Linked DNA regions of Homo sapiens: region 2 is linked to region 1. The links are chromatin contacts, found by Hi-C in ENCODE. All regions are on one chromosome and are shown on one strand. The core of a region is the stretch at or near the end of the contact, and the rest is flanking DNA. Distances in the headings are between cores, read along the strand shown.

Region 1 (3,820 bases), core at 873-3,372:
TGAGACAAGGTCTCAGTCTGTCGTCCAGGCTGGAGTGCAGTGGCACGGTCATAGCTCATTGCAGCCTTGACCTCCTGGGCTCAGGCGACCTTCCTGCTTCAGCCTCCCCTGGGATGCATGCCAGCACACGTGATAATTTTTGTATTTTTTGTAGAGACAGGATTTTGCCATGTTGTCCAGGTAAGTCACCAACTCCTGGACTCAAACTATCTGCCTGCCTCAGCCTCTCAAAGTGCTGGGATTACAGGGGTGTGCCATGGCGCCAGGCCTCCATTGTGTCTTGAAAGGCACTGACATTTGTTCTGCAACCTTCTCCCTTTCCTTGTCACAGTCATCTATTAGTTTCAGGCTCACTACCCACCCCGCAACCCCAATTCTCTAAAGTTCCTTGACCTCGATTGACTCCTCCACCTCCTGCCATCCTTTTGGGACCCTCGATGTCCAACATACCAGCCTTGTGGGCACTAAACCCAAGGCCAGTGATGCCCATCTCACTTTTCTATTCCATTGTAGCTGCCACACCCCAAACTGTCTCATTTCCTGGAATATCCATTTGAAGGCCTGAACTCCAGCACCACACTCTCTGCTGCCAGTTTGCCAGTCCTCTCCTCAGAGGCCCTGGCCTTGGAGCCCTTCTCTCATCTGTCTCCCAGTCCATCAGCTCCCCGCTGGTTTTATTAACAGTTCCTGTCCTCTAGGACTAGAGCTCTGGCCCATCACTGCAATCGCAGTCTTTCTGTGCCCTCCACCTCCTCACCCTCTTGTCCTTCTATTCTATGCAAGCAGGAAACTTGGGTTTCATAACTAAGAGCTATATTTCTGTAGATACCTTGCCAGATTATAGCAGATTATAGCTGGACACCACTACACGATGATGGTTTCTAAACTCCACTAGGTCTTCAGTGACTCTTGTCTAACTTGTCGCTCTAGCATCTCACACTGGTTATGCGAAATTTCCACCACTTTCCTAAAACCTTCCATCTCACTTCAGACCCTTCTGTTGTCCATGTTAGCTTCCTTCAGTGGTTGGCTTCTTGCCTTCACCCGAAAAACCTCCTGTATCCGTTCCCAGCACCAATCATCCTCCAATACTCTTTTTTTTTTTTTTTTTTGAGACAAAGTCTCCTCTGTCACCCAGGCTGGAGTGCAGTGGCCTGATCTCGGCTCACTGCAACCTCTGCCTCCCAGGTTCAAGCGATTCTCTCTGCCTCAGCCTTCGGAGTAGGTGGGATTACAGGCAGGTGCCACCACACCTGGCTAATTTTGCATTTTTAGTAGAGACAGGGTTACACCACGTTGGCCAGGCTGGTCTCGAACTCCCGACCTCAGGTGATCCGCCTGCCTTGGCCTCCCAAAGTGCTGGGATTACAGGCGTGAGTCACCCGAAGAGTGACTTTTTAGAGTATTTGGGCGGGGTGCAGTGGCTCAAGCCTGTAATCCCAGCATTTTGGGAGGCAAGGCAGGAGGATCAGCTGAGGTCGGGAGTTCGAGACCAGCCTGGCCAACGTGATGTAACCCCGTTTCTGTTAAAAATGCAAAATTAGCCGAGCTTTTTGGCATCCGCCTGTAATCCCAGCTACTCCGGGGGCTGAGGCAGGGACAATCGCTTGAACCCGGGAGGCGGAGGTTGCAGTGAGCCCAGATCGCGCCATTGCACTCCAGCCTGGGCAAAAAGGGCGAACGAAACTCCGTCTCAAAAAAAAAAAAAAAAAAAAAGTCACTCTTGGAAGCCTTAATTGCCTTCCTCCCCTCACTGCACCCCCGCAACTCTTTGCTGCAGAAGTATTGTTCTAGGGAACCTTACTGGTTCCAACAGACGGGTGGACCTCCCACCAGACTGTGAGCTAGCTCCTCAAAGGCAGGCATTCTCTTTCCTTTTCCTTCTCTCCTGAGCGCTCCTGCAGTTCCTGGGGCGTAGTAGGGGATCCACAAGCGTTTGTGACCAGTGAAGTTCTTTACAAGGGTGAGATCTGCACGGGAGGACCCGAGCGAGGGTCTCGGCTTGCCAGGAAGCCGGGGTTCCCCGGGAAGCGTGGAGTTCACCCGCGCACTCGAAGTGCCTTTGCAAAGTGAGCCACGGGAGGGAGGAGCGGTCCCCGGGCTGGGCGAGGCCTGGGGCCCAGTGCGTCCAGAGCGGAGGGTGACGGGAGCTGCCTGTGCTGGAGGAATCACTTTTTAGGCGCTTGTTTTGGACCATTGCACAAACCCGGGTGCAAACCCCAAGCTCACCAGCGTGAGTGAGCTGGGCCAGCAGCAGGGAGGAGAGGGGAAGGTGGGCGAGGAGGGCGCCGCGCACCCCGAGGCCCGTGTGGGCGGTGGGAAGATCCCGGGGGCGGCTTTGGACAGCCCCGGCAGCGACCCCTTCCCCAGCCCGACAGGTGAGCGCCAGGCCAGCCGCGGGGTGGAGCCCGCCGTGCCCACCGGCCACCCTCCCCGGTGCTACCACCACCGCGCAGGTAACTTCCCTTCTGGGCCTGTCCCAGACCCCCAGGGCCTCGGCGCCCGGGCCATCCCTCGTCCCCAGGGCCTCTCCGCCCTGCACCCCCAGCCCCGGTGCACTTGTGGGGCCGGGCTCCTTTGTCCGCTCTCTGATGGCGCCGGCTCCCTGCCCAGCGCTGAGTCGGGTCCGGCCGCCAGCCCCGCGCTCGCAGACCTCGGCTGCCGGGTGTGGCGCGGGGACTGGGGAACGCTGGCCCGTGCCCAGTGCGGTTGGAGCCTGTCCCGCGCGTCCCCGGGACGCGCTTCTTCCCGCCTCCGCCCGCGCCAGCGCCCGCACCCGGATCCCCACTTCTCCCGGCCCTCGGGAGCCAGGAGAGCCCTGAGATGGCGTTGGCGGAAGTGAAGCCCCGAGCGGGGGTCTGCGAGGCTGGTGATCAGCGCCGGTAACATGGCCTTTCTGTCCTCTCCCCGGTCCCAGTGCACCCCTTAAACAACGACCCCCGCGTTTTCCCCGTACTAGATGGTTAGGGCGCATAGTGCCGAACTACGCTGCTGCTACAGAATAGCTTTTTTGGGGGCAACATAAAAAAGAATTGTATGTATGGTTTATATACAACAAAATGTCCCATTTTCAGTGTGCAAATCGACGGGATTTGACAAATTATACACTCCTGTAACCATTATCCCAAAGTGAACATTGACCATTTCCTTCACCCTGCAAAGTTCCCTGGTACCTCCTTTCTGTCAATCCACCCCAGGCCCCGCACTCAACCCCGGTTCTGATTGTTATCATAGCTTAGCTTTGACTGTTCTAGAACTTCATAGAACAAGATCATCAGGTAAGTACTCTTTTGTGTCTAACATTACTTTTTAAATGGCCATCACTGAGAAGGTGTCTCTGGGTGCTTCCGGTGCTTTTATTTGCTCTAGGCCTGCCTGGTCTAATGTGGGAGCCACTGGTCACATGTGGTTATTGAATACTGGAAATGTGGCAAAATCCGTACTGAGATGTGCTCTGAGTACAGGCACCTGATTTCTGAAAGCTTAGTACACAAAAAAGATGTCAAATATCTCACTAATACATTCTTACATTGTGCGTTAAAAGTGATAACATTTTTGGCTACATTGGGTTAAATAACATATATTAACATGAACTTCATTTGATTCTTTTTACTTTTTTAATATGGCTACTAGAAACTTAAAATTACGTACCTGGCTGTGTAATATTTTTTATTAGGTAGTGGAGACAGCACAGCTCTACACTGTGCTATCCTATAAACACTTGGTTCTGCTCACTGCATGTAAGAGTAAATGAAAAACTTGTCTTGACACCAGAAACAATCCTCAATGGAGGAAGTGATCTAAAACAGGGCCAGCCTTT
Region 2 (3,820 bases), core at 904-3,403, 330 kb before region 1:
GTGGCCTACCCTACTTCCAAGCAGGACTAGTACCCTGTAGCACTCCTCTACTCTCTTTCCTATGTGCCCACTGAACAGACGATGGCACAGTGACAGGACAGAAGGAGCTCTGGTGCATGAATCACCATGCTGAGGACAGCGGCCTGCCAAACTATTATATTAGTGAGAAATATACCTACTGTGCAAAGTCATTAAAATGTGGGGCCTATTTGTTATAGCAGCTGTTCCCTCAATGAATGTATCCTTCAAGCAAGACCCAAAGGAAAGGAAGATCTGCCCTTCACAACCACAAAGCCCATCCTGGAGATGGAAGCCTGAAGCTATTGTGGTTTTGCAATCTGACCAATGACATTAGACCATTATGAGCCCAAACAACTTTCTCATTCTAATTTGATTATCTATGCAGACAATCTATAGGACCAGGATGCTGATTCATTTTTATAGTAGTCTTTCTGTGTTTGAGTAATATAGGTTCATCTTCCATGGATTTGAAGGAGATTCCCAGTTAAAAAGAAAAGACAGCTCAAGTAAAATTGTGGGGAAAGTGTTCAATGAGAAATGAAGAAAAGGACCTAGAAAAGGAGACAGAGCTTAGCAATTTTGTTTTAACATGAAACGATTCCAAATTATGCTTGATCAATCTTGTTTATGCTCTGCCTCTCACCCTACCCCATGCTATCCCATAAAACCCAGGAGGACAGAAAATTTTGTCTATCCTGATCACTGCTATATCCCAAATGCCTGGAAAAGTCACTAACACATACAAAACACTCAATAAGTTATTTGCTGAATGAGTAAACAAACAAACATTCGAAAAAATTCTCAATCCCAGTCTAGAGACAGAGAAAGGTTAACCTGAGTTCTCTTAAGCTGACTGAAGCTGAACTTTATATGCATTTATCACATAATGTCATCCAACACTATAAAGGCTGAGCCCTCTCCCTTACCTCTGAAGTCAGAGAACTTTTTAAAAAACTCCTTCTTTCTAGTCTTTATTTCAAAATAATTATAGATTCACAGGAAGTTGCAATAAATAATTTGGTTTTTCTGTAGAGAAGTTAGTTAAAATTAAGTCCCAACAGAGAAATTTAACCTTATCTGTTTCTTCAGGGAAATAAACCCACAAAGATGCCTTTAACCACATATTACCTAACTTACTTAGGGATCTAATTTCAATAGTTCAGAAGGCTGACTGCCAAACTGTAGGAATCTCTCTGAGCCTAATGTGCAACACACAGTTGCTGCTTATTACAATAAGCTATACTTTTTGAAACGATCACTTAGACACAGAAGAATGTCAGGTAACAAGCATTCATTGCTTTGCTAAGTGCCAGGCACTGTAAGTACCTAATGCACACAATCAATTTTCATCTTCACAACCCTGCGAGGTAAATCCGGTAATTCCCATTTTGCAGAACAGGAAACTGAGGATTAGGTAAGGGAAGTAATTTACCAAGACCACACACCTATGGCACATGGTAGAGCCAGAATACAAACTGGGTCCAAAGTACGTACACTTGATCATCAAGCTCTATAGTTATCTCTATCTGTTCATCCATCCTGTAAAAATAGAGCATTTATTACAAAAAGAACCTCACTGCAATGCCTAAATCATTGCTGCAATTTTGCAGATTGAGGATCTGTGCTTGAGCTATGACTATGCTGTATTACACCTTCCTCCCCATCATCTAGTTTAGTTTTAGATTTTGGCTGGCGAACTATTAAATCATACTGACAGAGCACCATTTTATTTCTCACATAATTTTTGCAGGTAAGCATCTGGCACGTCATCACAAAAGAATCCTAGAGCTAGCCATACAATCCAGGTATGTAATCATTTTACTGTGATTGCAGTATGTGGCGCTAACAGTATTTTGATTAACATAAGAAATGCTCATTAGTAACCACTGCCTCCAATTCTCCCCTCAGGGGCCAAGATTTGCTGTTCCAGAAGGGCACTTTTCCTTCACTATTATCAGGATTTTGTGCTCTGCTTAGAGGAGAAAGCCAAGAAAAATGAGAAATCAGCAGTAAGAGGAGACTCTGACAAGGCTGCAGACTTCCATTAACGAAGCGATGACGTTCCCACCCCTGTCCTTGCTGGTCAGGCCAAGGCTGCCTGTCTCTTCACTACGTTCTCCCCTTCACACTCAAGGCAGTCTGAGTTCAGATGGGAAACAGATGCATCCACAACTTGGACAGAATTCAAGAATGCTTTGGAGAATGAGGCTACTGACTGGAGGTGCAAAAAGAGTACAGGTTCCAGAGGCAGACAGACTTGGGTTCCAATTTGGCATGGTCACTTACTAACCAGTAAATTAACTTCTGAGCCATCAGCTCCCACCTGCAAGGCAGTCACATAGCCCACAGGGCCCTGCCTCCCTCTCCGACCTCATCTCCCTCCCACTCCAGGCTCTAGCCACAGCTGCCTTCTTTCAGTTCTTCAAATGTATCTGCTCTCCCTGTGAAATATGGTAGAGACTGGGTCACGAGTCCATTCCACCCGTCAGCATAAGTCCCAGCACTGCACAAGCTGGCTAGCTAAAAACTCCACTGTCAAAACACCTTTGCTGCTAGAATTCCAAATAGGACTTAGGTTCCACTCAACAAATACACCCACGGAAGACGGATGCAGACCCAAGTTACAGGCAGGGAACAAAGCTTTCATTTGGCTGCCAAGGTAGTTTGTAGTGTGGATCTGGTTGGAGCTGACACTAGGGCAGCAGTTTCCCAATGCTGTAGCTTTCTGATTGTGACAGAAGCAAAGCTCTCTCAGCAGCCCAGCTCTGCTGTGCGGTTTTGGAGAGGCTCTTACCTCTACAGGAAACACTCCACTCCTCTCCTCACCTCCCAGGACCATCCTTCCTTAGCCTGGTTAACTTCTATTCATCCTTCACAGCTCAGCTCAACACATACTTTGTTAAAGGAGCCTTCTCTCACTTTCTAGCTATAGGCTGGATTCCTTTGCTACATGGTACCATGTTTTAAGGCCTTTAGGGCAATTGTCAGTTTTTAATTCCACATGCATAGGTGGGATCATTTGATTCAAATCTATCTCCTCCTTTTGACTGCAAGCACCTAGAGAGCAAGAGGCTATAGGTGTACTCCTCAGTGTACCCCTGGCATGGTGGCTGACTCATGGAAGCCACTTAAGTATTTCCAAATGGACAAATGGAAGATGTAATAATACCTACCTTGTGAGATTGTTGGGAGGACTGAAAAGGGCCAGCACAGCACTGGGACCAAAGAAGCACCTCAGTCAGTAGTGACTATTGTTGGGATAGGCAACTGGGGGGGCATGACACTCCCTGCTCGCCTGAGATCAAGGGAAAGACTGATGGGCCCAGGGGCTAAAATGGTGCCAGTTGTAAAGAAGTCTTCCATATCCATAGCCTGGCATATAACTGAGACCAAAAGGTCCTGGGGAATAAGCTACTATCCTTTCCAGATTTACAAAGTACTGCCTGGAACCAGCAGTTCAAACCAGTGTTTTCAGCTACCTCTGGGAGGCTAAATTAACTAAACATCTCTTTTATTGTCAAGAAGTGTGGTACACAGTGAGCACCTGAGGAATACACTAAGAAACAGGTAGAGGCCGGGCATGGTGGCTCACGCCTGTAATCCTAGTACTTTGGGAGGCCAAGGCGGGTGAATCACTTGAGGTCAGGAGTTCAAGACCACCCTGGCCAACATGGTGAAACCCCGTCTCTACTAAAAGAAATATATACAAAAAATAGCCAGGCGCAGTGGCGCACGCCTGTAGTCCCAGCTACTCAGGAAGCTGAGGCAGGAGAATTGCTGGAGCCTGGGAGGCAGAGGT

Evidence for each region. Hi-C counts contacts between places; a loop is a spot of excess contacts on that map. Pooled maps may share reads with other maps.
Region 2: a map of chondrocyte shows a loop between it and region 1 (3-fold over the local background). The contact joins the enhancer-like site here to the promoter of CTPS2 in region 1. A Hi-C loop is called at or near these places in 1 of 168 maps with a recorded cell type or tissue (chondrocyte), 1 of 37 single-sample maps with no recorded cell type and 4 of 50 pooled maps.

What each region holds. Positions count from the first base shown.
Region 1 is chrX:16,710,971-16,714,790 of GRCh38, reverse strand. It overlaps CTPS2 (CTP synthase 2), which reads left to right and starts at 2,122. Exons shown (of 19, transcript NM_175859.3): 1 at 2,122-2,456. RefSeq lists silencers at 2,250-2,339, 2,400-2,669.
Region 2 is chrX:17,037,389-17,041,208 of GRCh38, reverse strand. All of the region lies in intron 5 of REPS2 (RALBP1 associated Eps domain containing 2), which reads right to left. Among named protein-coding and RNA genes, the nearest start is that of REPS2, 93 kb to the right of the region's middle. Within about 2 kb of position 2,153, at least 4 of the 41 ENCODE cell types and tissues checked have a DNase peak (open chromatin) inside an H3K27ac peak, as active enhancers do.